2 separate regions of the Homo sapiens genome follow, and region 1 is linked to region 2. Evidence: read pairs that join two places in POLR2A ChIA-PET (ENCODE). Cell type or tissue: B cell. All regions are shown on one strand. Links, peaks and the distances in the headings refer to the core of each region. The heading gives the core; the rest is flanking DNA.

The links. ChIA-PET counts read pairs that join two places held together with the same protein. Peaks named below come from ENCODE experiments on the same cell type or tissue, not always from the same donor. Only the 100,000 strongest peaks of a DNase experiment are listed, where the experiment ranks them.
Region 1: POLR2A ChIA-PET joins it to region 2 with 6 read pairs; 4 of 35 experiments call an interaction of 5 or more read pairs at or near these places.

Annotation. Positions count from the first base shown.
Region 1 is chr4:2,909,407-2,919,102 of GRCh38, forward strand. ADD1 (adducin 1) reads left to right here. Exons shown (of 16, transcript NM_001354761.2): 13 at 1-25; 14 at 5,478-5,634. Among named protein-coding and RNA genes, the nearest start is that of SLC75A1, 21 kb to the right of the region's middle. RefSeq lists an enhancer at 5,281-5,350. In B cell, for the core only: no CTCF peak of the experiment used is centred there; a DNase peak (open chromatin) is centred at 1,226; H3K27ac peaks cover 2,122 bases.
Region 2 is chr4:2,796,532-2,806,227 of GRCh38, forward strand. All of the region lies in intron 1 of SH3BP2 (SH3 domain binding protein 2), which reads left to right. Among named protein-coding and RNA genes, the nearest start is that of SH3BP2, 8.3 kb to the left of the region's middle. RefSeq lists enhancers at 1,975-2,314, 4,719-4,768. In B cell, for the core only: no CTCF peak of the experiment used is centred there; DNase peaks (open chromatin) are centred at 1,700, 2,210, 2,380, 4,870 and 2 weaker places; H3K4me3 peaks cover 4,068 bases; H3K27ac peaks cover 6,619 bases.

The DNA of each region.
Region 1 (9,696 bases), core at 672-8,671, 110 kb after region 2:
CGCTAAATCTCTCTCTTTTAGAAAGGTACTCACTGCCCTGTCCTCACTACCTGTCTATGCGCCTTGCTCCCCTCCCCTCCCCCCTCCCCGTCTCCTCTCTTCAGGCATTGTCTTAGTTACTGAAGTAGCTTCAAATGGATCTTTAACCTGTTTGTGAGATTGTACAGAAGGTTCTGTTCTACCTACTTGATTCTTTAATTAAAACATTTGCTATGAGGTGTGATAACAATTTCCAGCATTCGAAGTTGTTACTGAGAAATGGCCAGTCTGAGCAACGTGGTGCATTTCTGCAGTTCCGCACGGGACTTTGGTCAGTGCGTGTTTTGGGTTTCAGAATTTGCCTTTTCCATGACTCTGACTGCAGACAGCCTCTTCTGGGCAGTCTGTTGCTGTTGGCAGCGGCCACTCCCGAGTGCCCTTCCACCCTCGCTGGTTCAACTTTGACTGTAAATGTCATGAATGTAGCCACTAGAGGTCATATCATTGAAAGATGTCATTTCAGAGGAATGGGAATTCAGACAGTCTTTGTCAGCCCTTGATAAAATGTATTTATTTGTACCTCAAAAAAAAAAAAAAAAACCCTAAATAACATTTTTAAATGCCACAGAGGAGAAAGACTTAGGAGAGTCTGAAACCCCTCACTGTGATTCCCTCTGTGTGCGGGCATCTAGTATGTGGAGTAGGTGGAAGATCTGTCTGAACCCACCCACGTAGAAGGAAATCCTCCCTAAGAATCTAGGCTGCTAGTGTGCAGGAGTTGGTGCCACGCAGAAAGGGGCTGACCGCATGGTTGAAGAGTCTTAGCTGAGAGGTATGTTTATATTCTTGTCAAAGGAAATTTCCAGAACTGTCTCTTTCACTTGTCACACCTTCATTGAGATGCATGTGTCACTTTAGTGGTGTTCCAGTTCCCACATAGAAGCAGGTTTATAGCAAAGATTCTGTATTCCTGTCTGTAATCCCTGCTAATAACATTATTTTGCATATTTACTTATTAATTCCACAGGTCCTGTTTTTCCCTGTGCTTAGAGCATCCTTCCAGCTGCCATTCTTGGAAGAGCTTCTCAGAGCAGGGGAGAAAGATGACTCTGCCTGTTGCTTGTTTTTCATCTTTTGGCACTTTGTTGCGGTCTTGTCAGTTATTCTTTCTCTCAGGTGTGTGAGGGCTGTGCAGGCCATGAGCCCAGCTGGCCTCCTGTGTAGAGCCCACGTGAGGGCAGCACTGAGGACCTTGTTAGGGCTCTCCAGAAAGCAGCCTGGGTCGCCGTGTTCAACCACCAGTTACAGCTTTGTGTGCTCTGTCCCAGTGATATTCAGATGTGGGTGTGTGTCACTGTCACCTGGGGGCTTCCTGAACGATAGAGGTAGGGTCCGTACCTTCTGAACACCATGCTCACTGCGAGTGCTGCATCCAGGTGTCATTAGCAGAGAATACCACTGTACGCTGACCCCAGAGGAAGAGAGCTTGACCACCTGGACAGAAATCCTTGTTCCACCTTTGTGTTTTCTCTACCTCCTTATATCTGAAGTTTACTTTTGCACCCTTGATCTTTATCCCACTCTGGCTAAAATATCCCTCTTTTTGGTGAGAATGTGCTTTGGCTCCATGGGAGTCCTTTACTGGGCAATTGTTCCACTTCCTTTCATGTGAACCTCAAAGCACAGACAGTCTTGCTCCTTTTGGAACATGGAGCTGCATGTTGAGAAGTTGAGTTTTTCCTTGACCAAGCAAGGACGACTGTGTCCCACACACTCCCCTCCCCAGTGAGGCGAGTGCGTGGATGCCTGCTTCCCATCTGAGAACCTGAAGAATGGGTATTTGGGACTTAGGGAGCTGGGGCTTTTCTGGAAAGGACTTTCCTTTGCCTTCCATTTCTCCCTCACTGGTGATGGCCATTCCCACAGTGCAAGTGTTGCCTTCTGATAGAAGAAGGAACAGTAATCACAGTTCAAACAGGAGTTCGCAGCCCAGCCGAAGGCTGTGTTGACTTTGTTTTGGGCAGCATAACATGTAACCTGAAATACATATATATATATATATATTTTTTTTTTTTTTTTGAGACAGGGTCTCACTCTGTTGTCCAGGCTGGAGTGTGGTCGGGCTGTCTTGGCCCACTGCAACCTCCGCCTCCCGGGCTCAAGCAGTCCTCCCTCCTCCCATCTCAGCCTCCTGAGTAGCTGGGACTACAGGTGCACATCACCACACCTGGCTAAATTTTTGTATTTTTTTGTAGAGACTGGGTTCCGCCACGTTGCCCAGGCTGGTCTCAAACTCCTGAGCTCAAGCAGTCCACCTGACTCAGCCTCCCAAAATGCTGGGATTATAGGGTGTGAGCCACCGCGCCTGGCATAACCTGAAATAATTTTGGCTGCCCTCTGGATTCAATTGCAAGTGAAATGAAGGATTAGAGATGAAGATGTGAGTCTACACTGCAAGCTATTCAGCCCAGGGAAGGACTCTTGTGTTCCCATGTGCACCTCACCAGGGGCTGTGTTCTCCAACACCCTTCATGCTGTGTGGTAGAAATGCAGAGGGGCAGTAAGCTCACCCCTTGGACTCTCTCAGTGACCTGTGTTGAGCACCTAACCTGTGCATGGTCCAGCACTGGGAATGCCAGTCCAGATCCAAGTTGGCCCTGCTCGTAGATGAAAATCTGATGGTCAGAGAGGTCAGCCGCTAGTGCAGGTTGCACAGCCTCGGGTGGAGCTCTTGTTCCACCCAGGTTGCCTCAGTCAAGTATGGAAAGTTACTGGGCCTGTGTTTTGCTTTAGAGGCTTGTCAAGTGACAGGGAGGTGAGGGGAGTGGCAGGAGGGGAAGCTAGGCACATCTTGGTTTCTTGTCTGGGTTGTCCATGAGTGGCGTATGTTTCTCTGCATCTCAGTCATTGCTCTGTGTCCTTTCTTGCAGAGGAATGTGATTCTCTGTTCCCATAACTGGTCTTGACAGCAGCTTAACCCTTAGCTGTGGTCTGTGGAGGAGGGAGCTCTCCACCACTGGGGACCTGCTGCGCTGTGCCTCGGGCTTCAGCTGTCTCAGTATGAGAGAGCCCCGCTTGTCCTTTGGGGCATCAAAATTGGGAACAAGGGTTTTGATGTCTCTGTGCCAATGGATTTTTATTTGTATTTTTATTTTTATTTTGAGACAGCATCTTACTCTGGCCCATGCTGGAGTGCAGTAGTGCAATCACAGCTCACTGCAGCCTCGACCTCTCAGGCCAAAAGAATCCTCCCACCTCAGCCTCCTCAGCAGCTGGGACTACAGGTGCATGCCACCATGCTTGGCTAATTTTTAAATTTTTTGTAGAGACAAGGTCTCACTATGTTGCCCAGGCTGGTCTCGAACTCCTGGGCTCAAGCAATCCTTCTGCCTTGGCCTCCCAAAGTGCTGGGATTATAAGCATGAGCTGTGGTGCCTGGCTGATAGTTTATTCTTTGTTTGTTTGTTTGTTTTGTTTGAGACGGAGTCTTGCTCTGTTGCCCAGGTTGGAGTGCAGTGGCGCAATCTCGGCTCACCTCAACCTCCGCCTCCCACGTTCAGGTGATTCCTTTGCCTCAGCTTCCCGAGTACCTGGGATTACAGATGCCCACTACCACGCCTGGTTAATTTTTTTTGTATTTTTAGTAGAGACAGGTTTTCGCTGTGTTGGCCAGGGTGGTCTTGAACTCCTGACCTCAGGTGATCCACCCGCCTCAGCTTCCCAAAGTGCTGGGATTACAGGTGTGAGCCACCATGCCTGGCCTGATAGTTGATTCTTGATATTTGATTCCTTTACTAATTTTAACCACTTGATTTAAATGAACTTAAGCATTTCTCTTGTATCACCTTCTCATTTCATTGGCAGTGATATCAGGATGCAGGTGCAGCCAGCCAAACTGCTGTTGCTGGGATACCATCTCTAGAGTGCCATCATGTGAGGGCTCTTAGCAGTGGCCAGCCCAGCAGCTCCTCCTTCAGATAGTGAGGCAGGCCTCTGGTCAGGGAAAGACTTGGCTCGGGCCACAGCGCTAAGACATGGCAGACAGGACTCAGCTTCCTGTCTTGGTGAGGCAGGGCAACTTCTTAACGAAAAGCCAATGGGCCTCGAGTCAGACCTGGTTCAGAAGAGGGTTCCCTTTGACTTGTTGACTGTCGAGAGTCTCCAGGCTCCCGGGCAAAGGTTGCCTGTTCCAGCAGCCCATCTGTCCCTCTCGGAGCTCTGTGTCACTGGTCAGCACTGGGTACGCAGCATGCTAGGTGGTAACCCCTCAGCCCATCCCAGTCAGTCCAAGTTCCCCTGTCTCTGCTTGAGGAGCGGTCGGCCTGTGTGAGTTGAATTTCCCGAGTCAGCCCAGCTAGGACGCTCTCCATCTCTGGTGTTCACTCCGCACTGAGAGCAGCACTGAAGGACCAGGCCTGGCATCCAAAGAATTGTGGTTTCTCCTGTTTCTATTTGGTTTTGGAAGCTGTCAGTCATGTGCATGTGTGTAAGTGCTGGATAACTGTCTTAGAAGTGAGCTCCAGGGTAGCCGGGCGTGGTGGCGGGCGCCTGTAGTCCCAGCTACTCGGGAGGCTGAGGCAGGAGAATGGAGTGAACCTGGGAGGTGGAGCTTGCAGCGAGCCGAGATTGCGCCACTACACTCCAGCCTGGGTGACAGTGCGAGACTCCGTCTCAAAAAAAAAAAAAAAGAAGTGAGCTCCAGGGAATTAGGGGACATTTTCCTGCCCCTGACCCAATCAGGCTGCACTGTGGGCACAGCGCTGTGCTGGGGCAGGTGGCTGTGAGTGGACCGCACCCCCTGATGCCCACCCAGCCCACTGTGCTGGCCTGCAGGCTCCACCTCCTGCTTTAAGATTGGTGTGGTCTGTGAGCCGCCTTGGTGCTTCGCTTTCTTCTTTTTTTCTTTGGTACAAATTTTCAGAGTTTTCCAAATTCCTCAGCTAAACACTGGTGTCTTGGGGCATGTTGTCATCTCGGAATGTTTTGGGATAAGCTCCAGGAACTAGTTACAAACTAACCACAGTCAAAAGAACAGAACTTACCTGTGCTCTTAGAATATGAGCAAAGCTCTGAGCATGCCTTACGCTGAGTGCTGTACCTCGTGACAGTTTCTGATGTCATGAGGAAAACTTACTGACTTTTAAACAGTAACAGGAAAGGGCCTCTTCCCCTTCTGCTCCACAGTGAGGAGTGGGCACCCTCCCTGAGGTGCTCTGTGCTCTTGGGTCTGCATTGGGCTTTTGCTTCTGAAACCTGGAAGGCTCTGTAGGATTTCTTTTGTGGTTAATATCTGTTCATCGTGGCACTGACCTGTGTTTCCATTATATACCACTGAAGGCTGCAGCTCAGCCTAGGCCTCGGGCCCATGGCAGTGCAGTCTCAGGGGTCTCTGCTCCTGGAAAGCCTCCTGCCCCCGCCCTGCCTGCAGCCTGCCTGGGAGGAGGGAGAGTCCCCATCGGGCCGGGCTCCTGCAGACCAGATGTGCCTTTCATCCACAGGGAGAGCTGGTGACGGCCTCCAAGGCCATCATTGAAAAGGAGTACCAGCCCCACGTCATTGTGAGCACCACGGGCCCCAACCCCTTCACCACACTCACAGACCGTGAGCTGGAGGAGTACCGCAGGGAGGTGGAGAGGAAGCAGAAGGGCTCTGAAGGTGAGTGCTTGTGGTCCTGGGCACGGCCACTCCAGAAGGTGAAAGTGCTCTGGGAGCTTCTTTGTGGTCCAGGTGCTGGCTGTGGGTGGTGATAAGAATAGTCACATGCATCAAAGACAAACCAGAACTTTATCCAGTACTCATTTCCAACCTAGTCACTCAGGCCAGAATGGAAGAAATTGCTGGCCGGGCACAGTGGTTCATGCCTTTAATCCAGCACTTTGGGAGGCCAAGGAGGGCGGATGACCTGAGGTCGGGAGTTCGAGACCAACCTGACCAACATGGAGAAACCCCATCTCTACCAAAAATACAAAATTAGGCTGGGCATGGTGGCTCACGCCTATAATCCCAGCACTTTGGGAGGCCGAGGCGGGCGGATCACGAGGTCAGGAGATCGAGACCATCCTGGCTAATACGATGAAACGCCGTCTCTAGGAAAATAGAAAAAAAATTAGCCGGATGTGGTGGCAGGCACCTGTAGTCCCAGCTACTTGGGAGGCTGAGGCAGGAGAATGGCGTGAACGTGGAAGGCAGGGCTTTCAGTGAGCCGAGATTGCACCACGGCACTCCAGCCTGGGCGACAGAGTGAGACTCTGTCTCAAAATAAATACATAAATACATACAAATACAAAATTAGCCAGGTGTAGTGGCGCATGCCTGTAATCCCAGCTACTCGGGAAGGCTGAGTCAGGAGAATCGCTTGAACCCGGGGGGCGGAGGTTGCGGTGAGCCGAGATCGTGCCATTGCACTCTAGCCTGGGCATCTCAAAAAAAAAGAAATTGCAAAGTTAGGCACACTTGTGAGTGGCCCTGGCTAGGAGGGAGACGTGTGTAAATGACGATGTGGAGGACTAGTGGTGGCCACTCACAAGAGTCTGCGCGCCATACTAAGACACACCGGGGCCCCTCTGCCAAAACGAGGCTGACCCCGAAGATGTCCTGCCGTGGTCCCATCCAGCAGCTGTGATGAGAGGAGACAGCAGGACCGAGGGGCAACCCACAGAACTCTGGGCTGGAGGGCATTGGTCCTTCTCCCAGGGAGGTTTCTGTCCACATGGAGTGACCAGACATTCACAAAAGAATTCACTAATTTGGATCAGTTAGTGGGAAAGCCAGCATGCATATTATTATTATTATTATTATTATTATTATTATTATTATTATTATTATTTTTGAGATGAAGTCTTGCTCTGTCGCCAGGCTGGAGTGCAGTGGCACGATCTCAGCTCACTGCAATCTCCGCCTCCTGGGTTCAAGCAATTCTCCTGCCTCAGCCTCCCGAGTAGCTGGGACTACAGGCATGCACCACCATGCCCAGCTAATTTTTGTATTTTTAGTAGAGATGGGGTTTCACCATGTTGGCCAGGACGGTCTCAATGTCTTGAACTCGTGATCCGCCCGCCTTGGCCTCCCAAAGTGCTGTCATTACAGGTGTGAGCCACTGCGCCCGGCCCTGAATATTATTTTTAAGAGACTTTTGTCTCTCTCTCTCTTTTTTTTAAATTAATTATACTTTAAGTTTTGGGATACATGTACAGAACGTGCAGGTTTGTTACATAGGTATACACGTGCCGTGGTGGTGGCACATGTATGGGTGGCACCCATCATCTACATTAGGTATTTCTCCTGATGCTATCCTTCCCCTAGCCCCACACCCCTGACAGGCCCTGGTGTGTGATGTCCCCTTCCCTGTGTCCATGTGTTCTAATTGTTCAATCCCCACTTATGAGTGAGAACATGCAGTGTTTGGTTTTCTGTTCCTGTGTTAGTTTGCTGAGAATGATGGTTTCCAGCTTCATCCATATCCCTGCAAAGGACATGAACTCATCCTTTTTTATGATTGCATAGTATTCCATGGTGTATATGTGCCACATTTTCTTTGTCCAGTCTATCATTGCTGGGCATTTGAGTTGTTTCCAACTCTTTCGTATTGTGCATAGTGGTGCAGTACACATATGTGTGCATGTGTCTTTATCATAGAATGTTTATAATCCTTTGGTTATATACCCAGTAACGGGATTGCTGGGTCAAATGGTATTTCTGGTTTTAGATTCTTGAGGAATCGCCACACTGCCTTCCACAATGGTTGAACTAATTTACACTCCCACCAACAGTGTAAAAGTGTTCCTATTTCTCCACATCCTCTCCAGCTTCTGTTGTTTCCTCGCTTTTTAATGATCGCCACTGTAACTGGTGTGAGATGGTATCTCATTGTGGTTTTGATTTGCATTTCTCTAATGACCAGTGATGATGAGCTTTTTTTTCATGTTTGTTGGCTACATAAATGTCTTCTTTTGAGAAGTGTCTGTTTATATCCTTCGTCTGCTTTTTGATGGCATTGTTTTTTTCTTGTAAACTTGTTTAAGTTCCTTGTAGATCGTGGATATGAGCCCTTTGTCAGATGGATAGATTGCAAAAATTTTCTCCCATTCTGTAGATTCCCTTTTCATTCTGATGATAGTTTCTTCTGGTGTGCAGAAGCTCTTTAGTTTAATTAGATCCCATTTGTCAGTTTTGGCTTTTGTTGCCATTGCTTTTGGTGTTTTAGTCATGAAGTCTTTGCCCATGCCTATGTCCTGAATGGTATTGCCTAGGTTTTCTTCTAGGATTTTTATGGTTTTAGGTCTTATGTTTAACCCCTCTTGAGTTAATTTTTGTATGAGGTGTAAGGAAGGGGTCCAGTTTCAGTTTTATGCATATGGCTATCCAGTTTTCCTAACACCATTTATTAAATAGGGAATCCTTTTCCCATTCCTTGTTTTTGTCCAGTTTGTCAAAGATCAGATGGTTGTAGATGTCTGGCATTATTTCTGAGGCCTCTGTTCTGTTCCGTTGGTCTCTATATCTGTTTTGGTACCAGTACCGTGCTGTTTTGGTTACTGTAGCCTTGTAGTATAGTTTGAAGTCAGGTAGTGTGATGCCTACAGCTTTGTTCTTTTTGCTTAGGATTGTCTTGGCCATACGGGCTCTTTTTTGGTTCCATATGAAATTTGAAGTAGTTTTTTCTAATTCTGTGAAGAAAGTCAGTGGTAGCTTGATGGGCATAGCATTGAATCTATAAATTACTTTGGGCAGTATGGCCGTTTTCACAATACTGATTCTTTGTATCCATGAGCATGGAATGTTTTTCTATTTGTTTGTGTCCTATTTCGCTGAGCAGTGGTTTGTAGTTCTCCTCGAAGAGGTCTTTCACATCCCTTGTAAGTTGTATTCCCAGGTATTTTATTCTCTTTGTAGCAATTGTGAATGGGAGTTCACTCATGATTTGACTCTTTGTCAATTATTGGTGTGTAGGAATGCTTGTGATTTTTGCAGTTGATTTTGTATCTTGAGACTTTGCTGAAGTTGCTTATCAGCTTAAGGAGATTTTGGGCTGAGATGATGGGGTTTTCCAAATATACAATCATGTCATCTGAAAACAGAGACAATTTGACTTCCTCTCTTCCTATTTGAATACACTATATTTTTTTCTCTTGCCTGATTGCCGTGGCCAGAACTTCTAATAGTATGTTGAATACGAGTGGTGAGAGAGGGCATCCTTGTCTTGTGCCAGTTTTCAAAGGGAATGCTTCCAGCCTTTGCCCATTCAGTATGATATTGGCTGTGGGTTTGTCATAAATAGCTCTTATTATTTTGAGATACATTCCATCAATACCTAGTTTATTGAGAGTTTTTAGCATGAAGGGGTGTTGAATTTTATTGAAGGCTTTTTCTGCGTCTATTGAGATAATCATGTGGTTTTTGTCATTGGTTCTATTTATACGATGGATTACGTTTATTGATTTGCATATGGTTTTTTTGTTATTTGGTTTTTTTTTTTTTCTTTCCTGAGACGGAGTCTCCCTCTGTCACCCAAGCTAGAGTGCAGTGGTGCAATCTTGGTTCACTGCAACCTCCACCTCCTGTGTTCAAGCCTCAGCCTCCTGAGTACTTGAGACTACAGACACACGCCACCACACCCGGTTAATTTTTGTATTTTTATTAGAGGCGGGGTTTCACCATGTTGGCCAGGATGGTCTCGATCTCCTGACCTTGTGATCCACCTGCCTCAGCCTCCCAAAC
Region 2 (9,696 bases), core at 423-8,422:
CTCTGGGAAGAATGTGGGCTCGGCCACCTGGAGCAGTTGCCTGGGGAGATCAGAGGAGCCCTGAGGGGTTGGCAGAGCGCCCTCGTGGTATCCATACCCCCATCCCTGTAGCTGAGCTGATTCCAAGAAGTGCCCTCTGCTTCCTTGTGAATCAGATGTTTACTGCGCTCCTGCTGAGCCTGCTCCAGGCAGCTGGGTGGGGCGTAGGGTGCCTGTCTGCTCAAGCCTGCAGAGGGAGGCCAGCTCCCCACCCCAGGGTCAGCCAGGCTGGCAGGCAACAGCCTCAAGAAGGCAGTGTGCGTGCCATGGCACACGGGGCTGAGGCCGCGAGGCAGGGGCCGAGGGAAGCGGCACAGAGCTTCTCTCAGGCACCAGAGGGGAGCTGAGTTCTGGGCTCAGAGCAGGCTTCGTCTGAGGGCTTCAGCGTCCTCCTTGTGAAATGGGGTGAAAGTAGGTCTAACTCATGGGAGGCCAGATCCCCAGGCCCGAGCTAGGGCCTCCCTGCCCTTGACACTGTGTGAATGGGCAGCTCCGTTTGGGGGAGTTCCTTCAGCCTCGATCCAGGGGTGTTGTAATCTAGTGATGCTCTTCTGTGGCATTTGAGGGTCCTGGGTCCCCATGCCCTGCAGCCCTGTCCACTGTCCTGAGCTAGGCATAGGGGTGGGCCCTTGCTGCTGGCTGCCCCTGGACAAGGTGGGAAGGGATCAGGGGTCATTCTGGGAGCCTGGAATGCTGGGCGGTCCTTGGCTTTTTCTCAGCCTTGGGAGTCTGGGGCAGTGGTGCGCCTTTACCACCCACCCTGGTTTCTGCCTCTGGGGCAGTGGTGGACCTCCTTCAGAAGGCTGCTGCCCAGCCCCGGGCCCCACTCATGCAACACTGGGTGCCTGTGTACTGGGCCCTGGGCTAGGCATGCACTGCAAGAGCAGACAGGCCACAGGTCAGAGGGCAGGACCGCTGGCAGGTGCCCATGGGTAGCAGCTCACCTGCCTGGCCCACCTTGCCACTCTCTCCCTTAGAAGCAATTTCAGCTGAAGACATAAGTGTCTGTCCTGCTTGGTGCTCAGGGTACCCTCCCTGGCCACCCCCAACTCCACCCTGAGCTGGGTGCCTTCCTGAGCCCCCAGCCTGGTCTATGGCCACCATGCATGTTGACCCATCCATGGTGACCTGTCCGCCTGCCCCTCCTGCTTGGGAACTCAGGAAGGTCAGGGTCGCGTCTGAGAGCCCATGCCCTGGTGGTGCCCACGTGGGCCTGTCCCAGAGGAAGGGTGAGGGGAGTGCCGGCTCTCCCAGCCTCCCACTCCTGGGCAGGGAAGTGGCGCGGGCAACGGGCGGGCTGTGCCAAGCTCTTTGAAGGTGGCTTGTCACTCCCCCCACCTGTGTTTAACTCTACTGAGCATCAGAGCCTAATGTGCCAGTCAGCCTGGCAGCTGCCGCCCAGTTGGTGGAGTTTCCAATCAGATAATATCAGACTGTTGTGCTTTGGTCTCCCACGAAACTCTTCAGGTTTCCATCACAGCCTCCTCCCTTCCCCCTGCGGGCTGCGCTGTGACAGCCACCGCTGCCTGCCACCCGGCAGCAGGGACCCAGCTGCTTCTGGGCCTGGTCTCGGTGGCCCTGGCAGCGGTAGATAGGGAGGACCAAAGCCTGGTGAGGAAGAGCCGCCGAGCGGAGTCGGTGTCCCCTGTCCTCTCCCTGAACGAAAGTGCTTTCTTTCTCTGTAGCTGCTCTTCCTAAACGTGTGTTGGCTTGAGATTGGAGTTAGCCTGGCCTACCTGTGCCACCAGGGCTTTGGGTCCCAAAGAGCTGGCACCTGAGGCAAGTCCAAGCAAAAGGCCGGATTTCTCACCATTAGGAGGGCAATGGGGAAAGATCCAGAAAAGCTGGCCTGGGAGCCCTGAGTGGCAGGTGGGGGTACACAGCCCTGCATGGAGACCAGGCTCAGAGCCAGAGGAGGCAGGCCAGGAAACTCGGCACTCATCTCCTCTCTCGGAAACGCCCCTCCCTGACCCCAGCTGCTTCCTCTCCTCCTACTCGAGGCCAGAAAGGGAAGCCCCTTTCCAGTGGGGTGAGTGGCTGGCGCTGCCCGAGGCGGTCCGCTGATGGCTGGGCAGATAGTGCTGGGGCCTGGCCTGGCAGGCAGATCAGTGGTCAGCAGAGTGAGTTTGACCAGGGCAGAGGGGAAGATGACGGGGGTGCATCCCCCGAGCTGGGGGAAGTGACTTCCCGTTGCCATCACCTCTTGTGGCCTCAGGCGTTCCCAGGCTGAGACCTCTAGGAACACAGGTGCTGGGTGGCTCAGGTGGCTCCACCAGGCCAGGCCGTGTGACCTGGGCATCCTCCGCCTTCTCTGGGCAGGGCAGGGACAGGAAGTGCAGCCTCATGGGATGCGTGAGGGTGAGGGTGTGCCCATCCAGCTGCTGGGGCGGGGTGTGTGGGAGTGGCCCCCCAGGAGCTGCACGCAGCACGGGGCCTGGGAAACTCCAAAGCCGGCGTCAGGTCATCGAGGCCTCCGGGCTGATTAGGACTAATGGCGCTCAGGGGTGCAGCCTCAGCCTCCACCCGCCACCCGTACCCGCCCTGCCTCAGGACTTCGTTCCTGCTGTACCCCTGCTGGCTGCCTGTCCCCACAGGTGGCTCCTTCCTCCCCACCGGAGGAGCTGCTCCCAGGCGGGACCCTGGGGGTGGAATCTCTGAAATGCCTTCCCCTCGGGACCCTCACCGCGACTGGACTTCGCTCAGCTTCAGACCCTGGGCTGCAGCTGCCTAATGAGGTGGGATGGGGCCCTGGGTGTGTAAAGTGGAGGGAGGGGCAGTGGCCACCTCTGAGCCCTGAGCCATCCTGGGGTCCTGGGTGCTGGCTTCAGGAAGGTTTGCTACTTGGGGCAGGGGCTCTCTGAGATCAACCTTCCCATTTTCTTGAGGATGTGACCAGGAGGGTGATGTTTTGTGGTCGGGGTGGCTGTGCCTGCCTCTGGGGCAGGAAGTTGCTGGGGAAGGAAGAAGATTGAGAAAGGACCCCCAACCCCCACCTCTGCAGAGGATCTAGCGGGCCTTGCCCCATGCCAGGGTTCCTGCCGGCTGGCATCAAGGGGACAGCTATTCCAGGGCTGGTGTCCTGAGAAGCAGGGGGGACCCACTTGGGACCCAGGCCCCCTCGAAGACCTACCCAGAGCCACCCTTGCGGCAGGCAGGGTCCTGGCCCTTCCAGTACGAAGCTGGGAAAAGGCAGCACCAAAGATGCCAGGGGCGCCTCACGGATCCCCCCGGGGGGGCCTCCTTGAGGGGGAGCAGGAGGAGGGGCCAGGCTGAGGGCTCAGGCTGTGTGAAAGACACCCTGGTTTTGAAAAGGGAGAGGGGCTAGAGAGGTGGGGCCCGAGGGCCTGGTGGGGCTTCCAGCAGGGGCTGGCTTATGTTTTCAAGCTTACTCTGGGGTCTGGAGACCACTGCCGAACATACGCCCTCCAAGCAGTGGCCACAAGAAGACCATGAGGAGCTCGGGCGGGGTCTGGGGAAAGGGTGGGGGCTGCCACAGACAGAAGTGGGTTCGTCGAGGCTGCAGAAGGCTGGGTGGGAGTGGAGGAGGTGACGTGACCAGGATGGGGTCGGTGACCCCTGCACAGGGGCTACAGGGGATGAAAGGGGAGGGAGCAGCAGACTGCTGAGATTGGGGTGGCATTGGCCCTGGTGGGACTGACTGTCCCCGGCTCAGTCTCCCTCCTCCTTGGCTGGCTTTTCTGGCAGACAGTGGCATGGTCCAGAGCTGCCTCCCTGGGGAGGGAAAGGGCATCCCCAAGTCACTCCTGAGGCTGTGTCCCCAGAGTGTCCACCGGGCTGTGCCACCTCCCTGTCTGATGCAGCCTGCCCCTGCCTGAGCTGCCCGAGCCTGCCCCGTGGCTGCTTCCCAGCCAGGAGGAGGCCCTAGGGGCAGACACCGGCGGGCTTGCTTACAGGCCCTGCTGACTCCAGAGTCTTACTGCCACCCGAGCAGTACGTGGAGGTGCTTGTCCTGTGACCGCCCCCCCCCCGGGCTGATGACGGGCCAGGTGGCACTTCACCTGGGGGCTCTGGGGAGGCTGTCTCGGGCTCCCGTGCCAGGGGTGGGTGCAGGGAGGCTGGGCAGGCAGGAGAGCTCAGGCCTCGGCTCCCACGGGTCTGGGGCTGTGGTGGTTGGGGACCCTAACTAGAGCCATTCACCCCTCTGAGGAAGGACCTGGCCTGGAGCGCCATCCCCAGGGAGCAGTAAGGGCATTGGGGGTGTCTTGGGGTGACCTGGCCGGGGGCAGAAGGCCAGGCGGGAGTTTGCAGGTGGGGAACGGCTGGAGGAACTCGTGGAACAGCCTGAGAGGTGTCCGGCGAGGTAGGGCATGGGTGGCCTTGAGCCCTGAGGCTGAGCGGAGCTGTCTTTGAGAGCCACCTCTGCTGAGGCTGCAGCAGAAAGGCTGTGACAGGCTGGCTCCGAGGGAGGAAGGAGCTGGGCTGTGGGCGGCCTGGCCTTGGGAAGGGGGCTGGACAGTTGCATGGTTGGGGGCGGAGAGGAGGAGACCCTGATCCAGACTCCACCCCTGCCTGTCTTGACCGCGGAGGACCGGGGCCCAGACTGCAGGGGTGCAGAGAGGCTGCGGCAGAGGCTGGGGGCTGGGCTCCTTTCCCGGCAGGCCGGGCCCACCGCCAGACCCTTGTCCTCACTGGGCCTCTCTGAACAGTGGAGCGTTGTGAGGGGCCTGGGAACGTTCAGGTCACCCAGGCCCCCTCTGGGCCACGCTGAGGGTGAGGACAGGAGCCAGCGGGCATGAGTCATCCTGTCCCCTGCCCGGGCCCCGAGGCTCTGGGGTTCCCAGGCTGAGGAGGAACACACAGCTCTCGGTTCCCCAACCCGGGGTCTGGCCCACTCCTTCTTCCTTCTTTTTGCCTCTCTGTCAGCACCTCTTCCTGTTGCCTCCCTCTTGCTCCTGGGCCTGCCTGCATCTCCCTTCCCCTGTCCGGCCAGAGACCCCGGCCTGGGAGTGGCTGTGGCCTGCTCTCCCACCCCGATGCCTGCTGCAGCCCCAGCAGAGGGGCTGGCCTGTCGCCTTGAGCCCACCTGTGCTGGCCTGTGAGTGGCCCCAGGAGGAAGCCAGCGCAAGGACAAGACCCAGCCTAGACAGGAAACCTCCTGAGGCCAACCTAAAATTTACTAAGGAATAAAAAATGACAAGAAGCAGAAGGCAAGGGAATAGAATAATAAACCCAGAGAGTAAAAACGAACAACATCCGGGAAAAAAACCCATGTTAGAAAACAGTTTAAAAATATTAGCCAGGCGTGGTGGCTCATGCCTGTAATCCCAGCACTTTGGGAGGCCAAGGCGGGTGGATTAGTTGAGGTCAGGAGTTCAAGACCAGCCTGACCACCGTGGTGAAACCCCGGCTCTACTAAAAATACAAAAATAAGCCAGGCATGTTGGCGCATGCTTGTAATCCCAGCTACTCGGGAGGCTGAGACGTGAGAATTGCTTGAAACTGGGAGGCAGAGGTTGGAGTGAGCAAAGATTGTGCCACTGCACTCCAGCCTGGGTGACAGAGAGACCTGATCTCAAAAAAAAAGGGGCCGGGCGCAGTGGCTCACACTTGTAATCCCAGCACTTTGGGAGGCCGAGGCCGGCAGATCACCTGAGGTCAGGAGTTCAAGACCAGCCTGGCCAACATAGTGAAACCCTGTCTCTACTAAAAATACAAATTAGCTGGGTGTGGTGGTATGACCTGTAATCCCAGCTATAGGAGGCTGAGGCAGGAGAAGTGCTTGAACCAAGGAGACAGAGGTTGCAATGAGCCAAGATCGTGCCACTGCATTCTAGCCTGGGCACCAAAGTGAGACTCTGTCTCAAAAAAATATATGTGTGTGTGTGTGTGTGTGTGTGTGTGTGTGTGTGTGTATGTATATATGTGTGTGTATATATGTGTATGTGTATATATATGTGTATATGTATATATATGTTTGTATATATGTGTATATATATATGTATGTGTGTGTGTGTATATATATGTGTATATATGTATATATGTGTATATGTATATATATGTTTGTATATATGTGTATATATGTGTATATATGTGTATGTATGTGGTGTGTGTATATATATATGTATATGTGTGTGTGTGTGTGTATATATATATGTATATATGTATGTATGTATATCTATATACACACACACACGTAACGTTAGGGAAAAAGGATCACAGCGAATGCATTAAGGCAGCAGAAAGACCTAACCCTCAAGTGCTGAAATGAGTGGACAGAGGGAAGGGACCCTGTTGTGCTGACTCAGCCTTGGTGGGTCCCAGCCTGTGGCACCCGCTGACAGATGGTGACAGGGTTCCTGGGTAAGCGAGGGGCCCAAGGACCCTCAGTGGTGCACAGAGGAGCCATGATGGGGGCCACGCCTGGGCCCCAGCGTCCTTTGCCCTGACCCAGGAGCTTGTCCAGATAAAACGCCGTAAAGTGCCTGGGCTGAGCCCGAGGTGTGTGCAGGAGCTGCATGGTTTTGTGCGGTCCAAGGGAGGCCGCCAAGACCGCCACGGTACGAAAAGTACCACGGTGATGAGTGAAAGGGACAGGCGGCGCAGGGCTCTCAGGCCACTTACTGCTATACGGTCCCAAGGCCCACCCTGTAGGGCTTACACAGCTGCCTACACAGGGTGCCCATCGTGGTGGCTCCTGACCTCTGCCGTTGGCTCTGGGTGGGAGCAGTGGGGCTGGGTTTCTCTGACTGGCGCCCCTACTGCATGCCACCCCAGCAGGAGCCCCAGGGCCTCGGCATCTCCACTCTGTTCCCTTGTTATCTCGCCCTGGTGCTGGGATCCGGGATAAGCAGGGTGCTGTCCACTTCCAGGGCCTAGGGACCCAGTGCTGGGCCAAGTGCCTATGGCAGAGTGCTTGGGAGCTGTCTGGTTTGGTCCTCAGAGTCCTGTTGCTAATAAGCGTGGAGGGGGAGGACGGAGCAAGGCTCAGGGAGTGAAGTGACTTGCCCCTAGTCTCCAGCTTAAGGGACCAAGGCTGGGACTGGAGCCCAGGCGTGAATGGTGCCCAGGAGCTCATCCCAGGGAAGGTCTGAGATGCTGTCTGCCTCACCTGGGCATGTGGCCTGGACTGGCAGTTCTAACTAAGACCCACCTCTGTCTCTCATGTCAGAAGGTGGGTGCCTTCTCTTACCTGCAACCCCAGGGCCTTTGCACAAGCTATGCTCTGTCTGACTCTATGTAATCCCATGCTTGGCTAACTCATGTGGAAGATTGCTCCCAGGACGCTGGCGGATGTGTCAACGTGTCTGGGTGGAACAGATGTCACAAGGATGTGAGTCAGAGGTGGCTGCCTCCCTAACAGATTGGGAGCCCAGACAGAGGGTGACAGTAGCTTGGATCCCGGGTGCAGGGTGTGGCGTTTGCCTGTAGGTGCTGTGCCTGAGTGCCTCCCCTGTGCCCGATACCATGAGACTTCAGGCCGAGTGGAGTGACACTGTGCAAGAGAGACAGGGTCCGGCTGACCAGCCTCACCATGACTCCAGCCGAGCCCACTGAATAGGTGGGCTACCTTCCACCATTCCCTGGCCTCGGTTTCCTGCTCTCGGTTTCCTCAGCTGCCTGGTGGGTTCCACTGCAACTCTCTGGGGGTCTCCTTCTGTCCCGGCACCGCCTGCTCCTGTTCCTCATCCGAGTCTCTGCGGATGCGTGGACCCCGCCCTCTGTGCAGCCTCAGCACTAAGTCCTGGGTCCAGCAGCTCCGGGACTGCCCCAGTTACTCCTGGGGAAACTGAGGACTGGAGCTCTGCTTCTTTGCCCGAGTTTTCTCTAGGGTGAGCACCAGACCACTCTTTCTTCAAGGGAACCAGCAGCATTGAGCGGGACCCAAAAGGGGGCTGTGGCCTGGGAGAGCTTCCCAACCAGCCTCCCCAGGGGCTCTTGGGATCAGTTTAAAACAGAAGCAGCTCCTAACTCCTCAAGGGTGGGCTGGAGCCCCTGCTTCCCCAGGCCTTCCTGTCCTGCTGAGCTGGGCCCTGCGGTAGCTTCCTCCCTGTACCCCACATGGCGTGGCCCACCCTGTGTCCCCTGGCCTCCTACCCAGAGCCCTGCCCCCTCCACAGAGGCCAGGGCCCACCCCCACTGTCCTTAAGGTTGGTGGGCTTCCTTCTGAGAGTGGGCCTGGGGTTTCTCCTCTCCTTCTTACCCACCCCAGAGCCAGGCTCAGCAGGAAATGCCTGGTAGGGGCCCTGCCAGGGCCATAAGGCTTTCAGGGCACCCTCAGGTTGTGTTGTAGGGGTGGGCCAGGTGGCCCCAGGCTCTGGGTGACACTAGCCACGCTGGCTGGGTAGCCAAGCGTTGCAGCTCACTCAGCCTCGAGGTCCTAATCGGGAGAACAAAACGAGCAGTTGGCGATGGAGCGGGCACAGAGCTGGCGCACTCAGAACACAGTGGACATTTCCTTGGGGGCTCCCTGCCCCTCCCTTGGTCCAGCAGCCTAGCCCTCCTATCACAAGAGGTGACTGTGGGCAGGGAAGCACCCCCAACCTTCACACCCACTGTGCCCGTGGCCCAGGCGTCCCACGCATCCCAGGAGGGTCTGGTTGGCGGGAGCCCTCTGCTTCTGCTTCCTCTAGATGAGGAAGGTGCCCGGCAGATTTCCTACCTAAGCACACCCCCTGGGCCCGGAGGGTCAGCAGCCAGGCTGGTGTGGGCGTGGGGTGTCCCGGCCACAGCTGATCTGCTCAGTGACTGCTGCTGCCCTTGCCTATCGATGAGGATGCTGGGGCCGGGAGGTCACCCTGGAGGCCCAGGCTGCGCTTGGTGGGTGCAGAGCCCCTGGAGTGCCCCCCTCCTGCAGCCAGGGGTCCCCCGAGATGGAAGAAGTGGGGTGCCTGGGGCTGGCCAGATGGTGTAATTCAGCACATGAGCCCATGAGCTAGGCCCCACGGAGAGTAGGGGTTCCAGCCAGCTGGGGTGTGGACGAGGTCTGTTCATGCTGCAGGAGGCACCTGGTGCCAGTGTCACACTGGGCACTGTTCAGGCACCAAGGACATGGGGGACGGACATGCAGAGATCTCTCCCCACAGAACTGGTGTCAGGGGAGGGGCAGATAGCCAACAGACATGCTGAAAATGCCACAGCGTCGGGGGGTGCCGGGTGGGGGCTGCCTCTCTGAGGAGTGGGGGCCCTGCCGTGGACTGAGCCTGTGTGGGAGAAGGCCCAGGGCCTGCGGATTGGGGTCCAGCCCAGGGGAGTGTGGTCTAGATGAGGGGCCAAGGGGCAAGGGCGGGGCAGAGGAGGTGGAGAGGGTGGCGTTCCAGGTGGAGGGCACTGCTGCTGCCAAGGTGCAGAGAGGGAAGGGGTGTGGCACTGGGAATGTGGCTCTGTCTGTGCCAAGGGCCGCGGGGAGACGCCTGTTCTGGAGGCCAGGCCCGCAGGCAGGAAGGAAAAGCACGGCCGGACGCTGAGCTGGGCGGTTCCTCCCTTCCCTTGACACTAGAGCAAGCCCAGCAGCCAGCTGCCCCACCCCCACTGCTCAAGTGAGGAAACTGAGGCTCAGAGTGGGCCACAGGCCAGGAGGAGGGGATTGAGCCAGGCTTGTTCCCACCAAAGCCTGCACGCTGACCACGGCTCTATTCTGCCTGCCAAGGTCACATGCATAGAGCGGCCCTCTCTGGTGGGAGCCACTGGGTGGGGCAG